2 separate regions of the Homo sapiens genome follow, and region 2 is linked to region 1. A link is an interaction called in ENCODE POLR2A ChIA-PET data of the cell type or tissue named here. Cell type or tissue: OCI-LY7. All regions are shown on one strand. Links, peaks and the distances in the headings refer to the core of each region. The heading gives the core; the rest is flanking DNA.

The links. ChIA-PET counts read pairs that join two places held together with the same protein. Peaks named below come from ENCODE experiments on the same cell type or tissue, not always from the same donor. Only the 100,000 strongest peaks of a DNase experiment are listed, where the experiment ranks them.
Region 2: POLR2A ChIA-PET joins it to region 1 with 13 read pairs; 1 of 35 experiments calls an interaction of 5 or more read pairs at or near these places.

The regions. Positions count from the first base shown.
Region 1 is chr7:65,507,815-65,512,201 of GRCh38, forward strand. It overlaps the pseudogene LOC101929322. Among named protein-coding and RNA genes, the nearest start is that of ZNF92, 140 kb to the left of the region's middle. RefSeq lists an enhancer at 1,373-2,371. In OCI-LY7, for the core only: no CTCF peak of the experiment used is centred there; DNase peaks (open chromatin) are centred at 1,557, 2,117 and 3,625; H3K4me3 peaks cover 3,601 bases; H3K27ac peaks cover 3,661 bases.
Region 2 is chr7:64,685,294-64,689,680 of GRCh38, forward strand. All of the region lies in intron 1 of ZNF107 (zinc finger protein 107), which reads left to right. It also overlaps the pseudogene BNIP3P11. Among named protein-coding and RNA genes, the nearest start is that of MIR6839, 8.4 kb to the left of the region's middle. In OCI-LY7, for the core only: CTCF peaks have their summits at 3,879 and 4,094; DNase peaks (open chromatin) are centred at 1,428, 2,168 and 4,018; H3K4me3 peaks cover 3,758 bases; H3K27ac peaks cover 4,000 bases.

The sequences.
Region 1 (4,387 bases), core at 285-4,284:
CAGCCACCCCTGGCTAATATTTTATCTTTTGTAGAGACGGGGTCTCACTGTATTGTCCAGGTTGGTCTCAAACTCTTTGACTCAAGGGATCCAGGACAGGATAACAGGTGTGAGCCACCACACCTGGCCATGTGCATGAACTTTTAAGACAAACACAAGGCCCCACAAAAGGTAAGGTTTTCCCACCTAATTTCCAGGGGATCTTTTGGTGCAAGGATGAGAAGCCCTTAAAAGTACACAGACAACTCCAAAGATTCAAGACAGTTCATTCGGGCTGAGCCAGCCCACTGGGCAGACAGACCTTCAAGAAAGGCCCACGCATGACATACACCAGATGGCTCTCCAAGAATCGCTTCAGTCCTCAGGGTCCCTAAGGTACTGGACAGAGCTAGGAAAGCAAACCCATTTGCTTCTTCCTGCACGAAACCCCTTGAGGTCAAGACCCCACAATCAGACGAGGATGGAGTGGCTCACCCTCAGTCAACAGGCCAGACTCAAGGTGGTATAATGACTTAACCAAGGGTGTGGGACTCCAGGTCTGACTCCCAACTCAGTTCTCCTTTAATAACCACACTTTGGTAATTCTCCTTAACAGGGGTTCCTGGCAAGTCAGTTCTCCCTCGGGCCTTTGGTTTCCTCACCTACAAGATGAGAGGGCCGGACCAGATGGAAATTCGGGGGTAAGGGGATGTCCGCGCGCAGCCCACCCTCACCCTCCCCGCCCCACGGGACCCTAGCGCCTCCATCCCAGTTCCCACCAAGCACCCGCCCCACAAATCCTGCCCAAGGTGAGGGCTGGTCCCGGGTCTCTCGGCTGCCGCATCAGCGAGTGCAGGAGGGAGGGGAAGCCTCCAAGGGCGCGACGCGGGCTCAAGGATGCAACTCGGCCAGGAGTGAACTGGGGCCCCAAGGGAGGTGTCCGGGCCGCTGCTCGAGCCCAGCCCGGGTCCCCAAACCCCTTACCTCCAGGGTCCGTATCTCCTGCTCGGTGAGGTCGTTGGACACAGCGCACTTGGTGCGCAGCCCGCGCAGGCTGCCAATGGAGATGCCGATGAGCTTCTGGAGCTGTCCGCACTGCTGCAGCCCCGGGCTGGCCGGGGCCCCTGCGCCACCCTCAGCGGCCGCTGCATCACCCCCGCCACCGCCCTCCTTCTTCTCTCCCATCGCCTCCGCGCGCAGTGCCGCCCTATGCAGGCCACAGCGGCCGAGGCAGGGAGCCCGGGGCTCGGGCGCCTAGGCAAGGAACCCCCGAGCCGGGAGAGCCCCTCGGCGCTGCCCTTGCCAGGACGCCAGTAGAGCTGGCAGCGGAGTCTGCCGCTCCCGCCCTCAGAGCCGCGGCGGCGGGAGCAGAAAGCCGCGGCGGCAAAAAGCGGCGGCGGGGGCAAAAAGCCGCGGCGGCAGGGGGCAAAATGCCGCGGGAGCAAAAAGCCGCGGCGGCGGGGGCAGAAAGTCGCGGCGGCGGGGGGCAAAAAGCCGCGGCGGCGGGGGGCAAAAAGCCGTGGCAGCAGAAAGCCGCGGCGGCGGGCGCAAAAAGCCGCGGCGTCGGGGGCTAAAAGCCGCAAAAAGCCGCGGAGGGGGGAGCGAAAAGCAGTGGGAGCTGGGGCAAAAAACCACAAAAAGCCGAGGCAGCGGCGGCAGAAAACCTCGGCAGCGGGGGCAAAAAGCTGCAGCGGCAAAAAGCGGCGACGGGGGCAAAAAGCCGCGGTGGCAAAAATGCGCGGCGGCGGGGGAAAAAGCCGCGGCGGAGTGGGGCGAAAAGCAGTGGGAGCTGGGGCAAAAAAACCACAAAAAGCCGCGGCAGCGGCGGCAGAAAACCTCGGCAGCGGGGGCAAAAAGCCACGGTGGCGGGGGTAAAAAGCAGCGGTGGCAAGAAGCCGCGACGGTGGGGGCAAGAAGCCGCGGCGGCCCAGGCAAAAGGCCGCAAAAGCCGCGGCGACGGGGGCGAAAAGCCGCGGCGGCGGAGGCAAAAAGCCGCGACGGCAGGGGGCAAAAAGCTGCAAAAGCCTCGGTGCGGGTGAAAAAAGTCGCGGCGAGAAAAAGCCGCTGAGGCGGGGGCAAAAAGCCGCGGCGGCAGGGGCGAAAACCAGCAAAAAGCCGCCGCGGTGGGGGCAAAAAGCAGTGGGAGCTGGGGTAAAAAACCACAAAAAACCGCGGCAGCGGCGGCAGCAAGCCACGGCGGCGGGGGCAAAAAGCCGCGGCGGCAAAAACCCGGGGTGGCAAAAAGCCGCGGCGCCGGGGGACGAAAAGCTTCAAAGGCCGCTTCGGCGGGGGCAAAATAGTGGAAAGGAGGTAGAAGGCTGGCACAGCTTGGCATTGCTGGAGTGTGATGTGATAGGAAAAGTGCACCCGAAAACAAAGATGTAAGTGGGCTTGACTCAGTGCAGCTAAGAACCTAGATGTTATCTTGAGGGTATTAACTAATAAGCAGTTTAAATCAGAATGGCACATTCTGATTTGTTTTTTGTATGTTCACATTTGGCAGACATAGATACTGTTTGAAGAGAGGAAAGTCAGTAAATAGACGTAACAAACTTGAATATGTGCAAAGTCTAGAAACAAGAGACTAGGGGGATAAGAACCTTTCAAAAATGCAAGATTTGAAAACTGGCTGGGGGATGAGGAAAAGGCAGGTCTTTAAGGTCAATCCTTGTTTTGCTTTAAGTTGTTAGGGGGTGGTTTTATCACATATTGTAGAATATGTCATTTCAGTTTTGAACATCTTGAGTTAAATTGTCCTAACATATCTTATGAATTTGGTTTTCTTCCCTGGGAAGCTGATATTTCAAAAACTTAAAGACTATAGATTTCCAACTTGTATCCAATTTATAAAATTATCTCTAGGCTGCTGGTTTCAGGAGGAGGCTCACTGAATATTCTATTTGCAGAGAATATATCAGGAGTTAACAGCCTCAATTTTTGTGGACAACCAGTTAACTAAGCCACCTCTTAGTGTATTTAGTTGGGAAATCTTAGCTGAAGATATTCATTAATGAACCAACAGTGACTAAAAAATTCATTATTTAAGTACATTTCATTGTAATTAATTTGAATTTAAGTAGCCATATACAGCTAGTATTTACTACATTGAACAATGCAAATAAGAGGAAAAAATTAATAACCATCTCTAATATCACATGCCAAAATCCTAATCAATTTATTCTAGCTAAAGGAGTTTATCAGAAGCAGCAATTGAAAGTACCAACTAAACCAGTTGGGGTTAATTCACTGTCATTCTCTCAGAACCATCTCTTCTCTGAACAAAACAAGTACAAGAGTTAATTGTGAATCTGCATTTTCCTTGCCTATTTTAAGGTTTGGATGTTGACACTAATTTGTGAAATCCCGCCTGTGGTGTGATATTTGATTTTCCTTGCTTTTTGTTAGGGCAAGAATGCTTCAGCTCTTAATTTAAAATTATGTTTCTCCCTCCTAGGTTGAGTGAACTTAGAATGCATTCTCTGACATATCCAAGTTTTTGTTAATATGGATCTGGGGAAAAAAGCATACTTAATTAGCTAAGACTTCTTATTCTAGGCTTGACCCTGTGTTCGACATCTTTTGAATTTGTAGTTGCATAGGCTGCTCTCTGACACTGGTTGGTGATCTTGAAGCTATATTAACATTAGGGGAGGTGGTGTATTAGCATTAGAGGTATCCTTGCAAGGAAAAACTTGTCTTATCTCAATACGTCTTTTTTTTTGCACACAAGAAAGTCAATGTTTGAGTCTTCTAAAATCTTCCTATTTCCAAGTTGCAGAGTACCATTGATTCCTAAACAAAGATCTAATTTTTGACTCAGAGACGTGGCAAGGTAGTGAATAACCATTATAATTTAACAACCTTCAAGATAAAATTATCTCTCTGATATTTAGATTTTGCCCGATTATTAAGATATTTGAGTGTTTCTTTAAGAATGGAACACTCTAGTCTCTTGAGCAGAGATTATAAAGGCCTCAGATGATCATTTTTTATGCTCTTTTCTTTAACACCTTCAACACAGTTGGAAGCAGCCAATATTCCCCAGAGTTGTTGTGTTTTTTAAACCAAATGCATGGTTCAGTGGTAGAAAACTGGGCTGATCCAAGCTGTTTTCAGTAAACACTTCATTTCAGGTGACCTATTTCATATGAAATAATCTCTAGATCCTGTCTTCAAAACTAACTAGATCAGATAACCTACCCTAGATTTTCCCCTTTTAGGGTCTGTTAGCTGCAGTCACTTTTGTGAAAATGATTGCAGTGAAAAGATAGAGTTGTAGATGGGGAAAATGTTTTGACTAATTTAAGCATAGTGGTATTTAATATGAGAATTTAAGTTACACACATTTGAAAATTACAATGGAGTCTCTTGGCTGAGCTTTAAAAAAAATAGCGTTTAGGCTAAAAAG
Region 2 (4,387 bases), core at 107-4,106, 820 kb before region 1:
AACTACGCCTTGCAGCTTCAAGCCCCAACTGACTGTATTAACTTCCAGGTCTCCCAAACAGCTACATTCAAACAGCCTGTCCGCTTCTCAAAGCCCCCAGAAGTCATCAGCACCTCTCTGCTTAACAAACAATCCGGGTTTTGTAATGGCAGGCATACGCACTGCATGACCATTCACCCCTGGACCTCCTGCAGCAGCACTCCCACCACTGACGAATGCCTCCTTATCCCCTCTTTCGATTACCCTTCTGAGTGGCTCCTAGTAGATACAAAATGATTTTTCCTCCAATGGGAAAATAAAACACAGGGAGCCACTCAGCTTATCCCAAACATCCCTTTTCAGCCGCTCACTGGGGCCGCCTTGGCAAGTACCCTAGGGGTGTGGGAAAATGAAAACAAATTCACACACCTTTTTAACATACACAGCCAGTTCTGCCTACCCAGCCAAGGCATATTCTTCTTGTGTGGAACTTCAACCTATGTCTGCCTCACCACTAACTGGACAAGCACCTGTACCCTAATCTTCCTAAGCCCCAAAATTGACATTGCCCCTGGAAACCAAACCTTACCAGTCCCTGTCAGAGCCCAAGTCCATCAGCATAGGGCTGTGCAGATAATACCCTTGCTTATAGGACTAGGAGTTACCAATGCCACAGGAACTGGAATAGCAGGTTTGTCCCCTTCCCTGTCCTACTATCATACACTCTCAAAGGATCTCTCAGACAGCCTACAAGACATAGCAAAATCCACCCTTACTCTCCAATCCCAAATAGACTCCTTAGCAGCAGTAACTCTGCAGAACCACCGTGGCTTAGACCTCCTAACCGTCGAAAAAGGTGGGCTATGCACCTTTTTAGGGGAAGATTGTTTTTCCACCAACCAGTCTGGACTAGTACGAGATGCTGCCTCGCAGTTAAATGAAAAGGCTTCTAAAATCAGACAATGTCTTTCAGACTTTTAACACCAATCTTTGGAGCTGGGCGTTGTGGCTTCTCCCTATAGCTGGGCCCCTCATTTCCATCATTCTCCTTCTCCTATTTGGACCCTGCCTCTTCCGTCTAGCCTCTCAGTTCCTACAAAATCTCATTCAAGCTATTACCAATCAATCTATGCGACAAATGCTACTCCTAACTGCCCCTCAATGTCACCCCCACCCCAAGATCTCTCTCCCAATTAGGAGTCCATGCCGCCCCAAGTCCCGCTCGAAGAATCCCTGAGAAACATCACCCCGTCCACTTCTTTTCTTATTAAAACAAAAAGACAGGAATGTCATATCCCACAAATATGGCTGCATTATTGCCAGCAGGCCATTATTGACGGTGGGCCATTAAGAACTCTGTGACCAGCACATATGCCTCCAGACTTCCTGGAACCAGAAAACCTGCAACAACCAAAAACCACAAAAGAAGAACAACGGGTTTCTGTTCCAACTGGTTGATCAACTTCTTGAGTCAACAAGTCCCAAAACCATGTTGTAATTTTCCACCCGCCACTTTGCCCTGTAAAGACTGCTCTCCCTCACACCTCCGGGCTGACTCCCTTTTCCGATTCAGCCCACTAACACCCAAGTGAATAAACGGCCTTGTTGCTCACACAAAGTCTGCTTGGGTCTTCAATCCAGACCACGCTGTAACACACACTTACAAAATTCTGCTGAGAATATGCCCCCCGTTATTCATAATGCTCATGTTTTTCATACTGAGGGTAGCTGTGCACTTTGGGTTTTTACAGAGAAATGTGTTTTAGGGGAAGTTTTTCTGGCTGACTTGTTCAATCATATCTAATCTGAGTTTTTTTCTTAAGATGCTTTTCTTTTTTTTTCCCTCTCAATATAATCATTTTCAGAGTGAGCTGTTTTTCTCTTGAATGCATTGGGTGTCTGTTTTGGAAGCCCTATTACTATCCCATGGTGTCTGTTAATGAGGTGGGCTGTCATAGTGAGAACTCTTGGAGCTATCTCTATATGGACTCATGCTGGAAATCCAGCAGAGTGATTTCCATGTCACCATTACAAATAAAAAACTGAGGCTTAAACACTGCACCCATTCCCATTATTGTGAAGGTGCAATTCTACCCAGGAGGCCTGCAGGCTCTCCTCCTGCAACTCAGGCTTCATTCTCTGATGTGGCATTGAAGTGCTGCTGTGGCAGTTGGGGTTATATATAGGGTGCCAGGTGTGAGCTGTGTGCTGGGGGCTCTGCCTCAGTGGCAGATGGTAGGAGTCAAGAGAGGACACAAGCTACCAGGAGACGGCAAGCAGGAGGCACCTGGCTTTAAGTTGCAAAATTACCTTTTGTCATGAAGATGTGAAAAGTGTATTTTGTCATTGATTATAACCAATTAGCATATATGGATGACCTCCCAAATTACCAGGTGAATTTATGATGAACTATGTATGACATGTGCTGTAAATTTTTCTACTTGTGGACTAATTATTGTGACCGTCTTTCTGTCTTTGCAATCTCTTAAGCAGATTGACTGTGATGCATGTCACATTCTGGTTGAATTGTGTAATAAAACAGCTTTCTTTCTGTTCTATCATTGTGGAGTTACTCTGGAGCTGGAGAAAATTTTTCTTTTATTTATATTTTCCAAACACTGTCTAGAATTACCACACATGATATAAACATATAAGGTGCCAACCAAGCTTTAATCCAGAGGAGGCTTTTCCTTTCAGGCTTCCAGTCAACTCACAATTGTGCTGCAAAATGCATGCTGTCCCCTAAATATGCAGGCAGAATTGTGTCTCTGTCTATTTGGTGTTATAGTCCTCTACAGTCACCTCTAGAGAGCTAGGCCAGATTTCTACATACTTCACAGGGCAGCAGTTAACCATTTTACCTCTTTCAATGACTCTTGTATCTTTAGACCAGAAACTGCTTCAGAGATCATGGGACCCAGAAACCCAGAGTAACGTGTGCCTTAAGTAGACATGAGAATCTCCATATTTTTTCCCTTCCTCCTCTTTTTTTTTTTTTTTTTGACATGGGTTCTCACTCTGTTGCCCAGGCTGGAGTGCAGTGGCATGATCTCGGCTCACTGCAACCTCCACCTTCTGGGTTCAAATGATTCTTCTGCCTCAGCCTCCTGAGTAGCTGGGATTACAAGCACGCACCAAGACGTACAGCTAATTTTTGTATGTTTAGTGGAAGGGGGGGTTTCACCATGTTGGCCAGGCTGGTCTCAAACTCATGACCTCAGGTGATCTGCCTGCCTCGGCCTCCCAAAGTGCTGGTGTTACAGGTATGAGCCACCACACCCAACCCCTTCTTCCTCTTCTTAAAATACCCACAAATGTGTGGATGACACCTACTGCTACTGCACCCATCCAGGAACTAAATTTGCAGCTCCAAATTCTGAATCAGGGTCTTAAGATTTGGGAAAAAATAAAACCTTTTATCTGAGAAATGCAAATTCTTTTAGTTATAAGGTTCAGAGACATTAAAATAATACCACAATTATGTATTTCTCTGTTCTTTGAGCTAAGAATTTATCTCTTGAAACTGCTTGCTATTGCCACAAGTAGGTATAAATTAAACTAATAATGACACACTGGATCCTGTAACCCACACCCTATAGCTTAACAATGTTTATCCAATCAATAATCAATCTTATTTTTTTGTAAACAAATGAGAGTTTCTGACAAACAACTTTGTATCAGCCCACCCTCTTTCCCTCTCTTTTTGCCTTTACAAATCCACTTGCAGCTGCGCTAATCAAAGTGTAGATTCCTGGCAACATGAATCTTTGATCCCAGGTTACAATTCCCAATCTTGGCTCAAATAAACTCTCTACTTATATTCATGTAGCTTCAGCTTTTTCCTTTCAAGTAGACATATTATTTAGAATGTGCTAGAGCAGCCTCTATGAGGCGATCTCTCCTTTGGTTGTGCTCCACTTGCTGTAACACCCAAAAATGCAGAGGCAGGCTGCTCCCACCTAGAATCTGTACATAAGGTCTGGCCTCTCCCTGGAATTTACAAGACAGGGCCAGACTCTGGTTTGAGAAAGTACAGAAAACCAACAGGAGACATTTTCTGCATTGTGAGATGTCAACATAGACATCTTAAAGCTTCCCTTTGAGAGTGTTGCTCTTAGAACTTTTCAGATCTTGTTCAGTGACCTGCTACAGTTATGTGAGAGGATCCAGGTGTAAATAGAATCTGATGACAGATTCTGTAAGCGTAAACAAGCATCTTAGGGGTGAGAGATGAAGGCCACAAAGTATCGAGAGTCATGATCACAATTATACCTACCCGTAAAATGTAATACTGGACTAGAGTATTTTTTCTTTCCTTTTGCCCAAGAGCTAGCTAATTAGGACCCGTAATCTGGAGCTCCACTGTGGCAGTTCCACTTTCTATTTAGAATCAGCCTGAGTCTCTCCT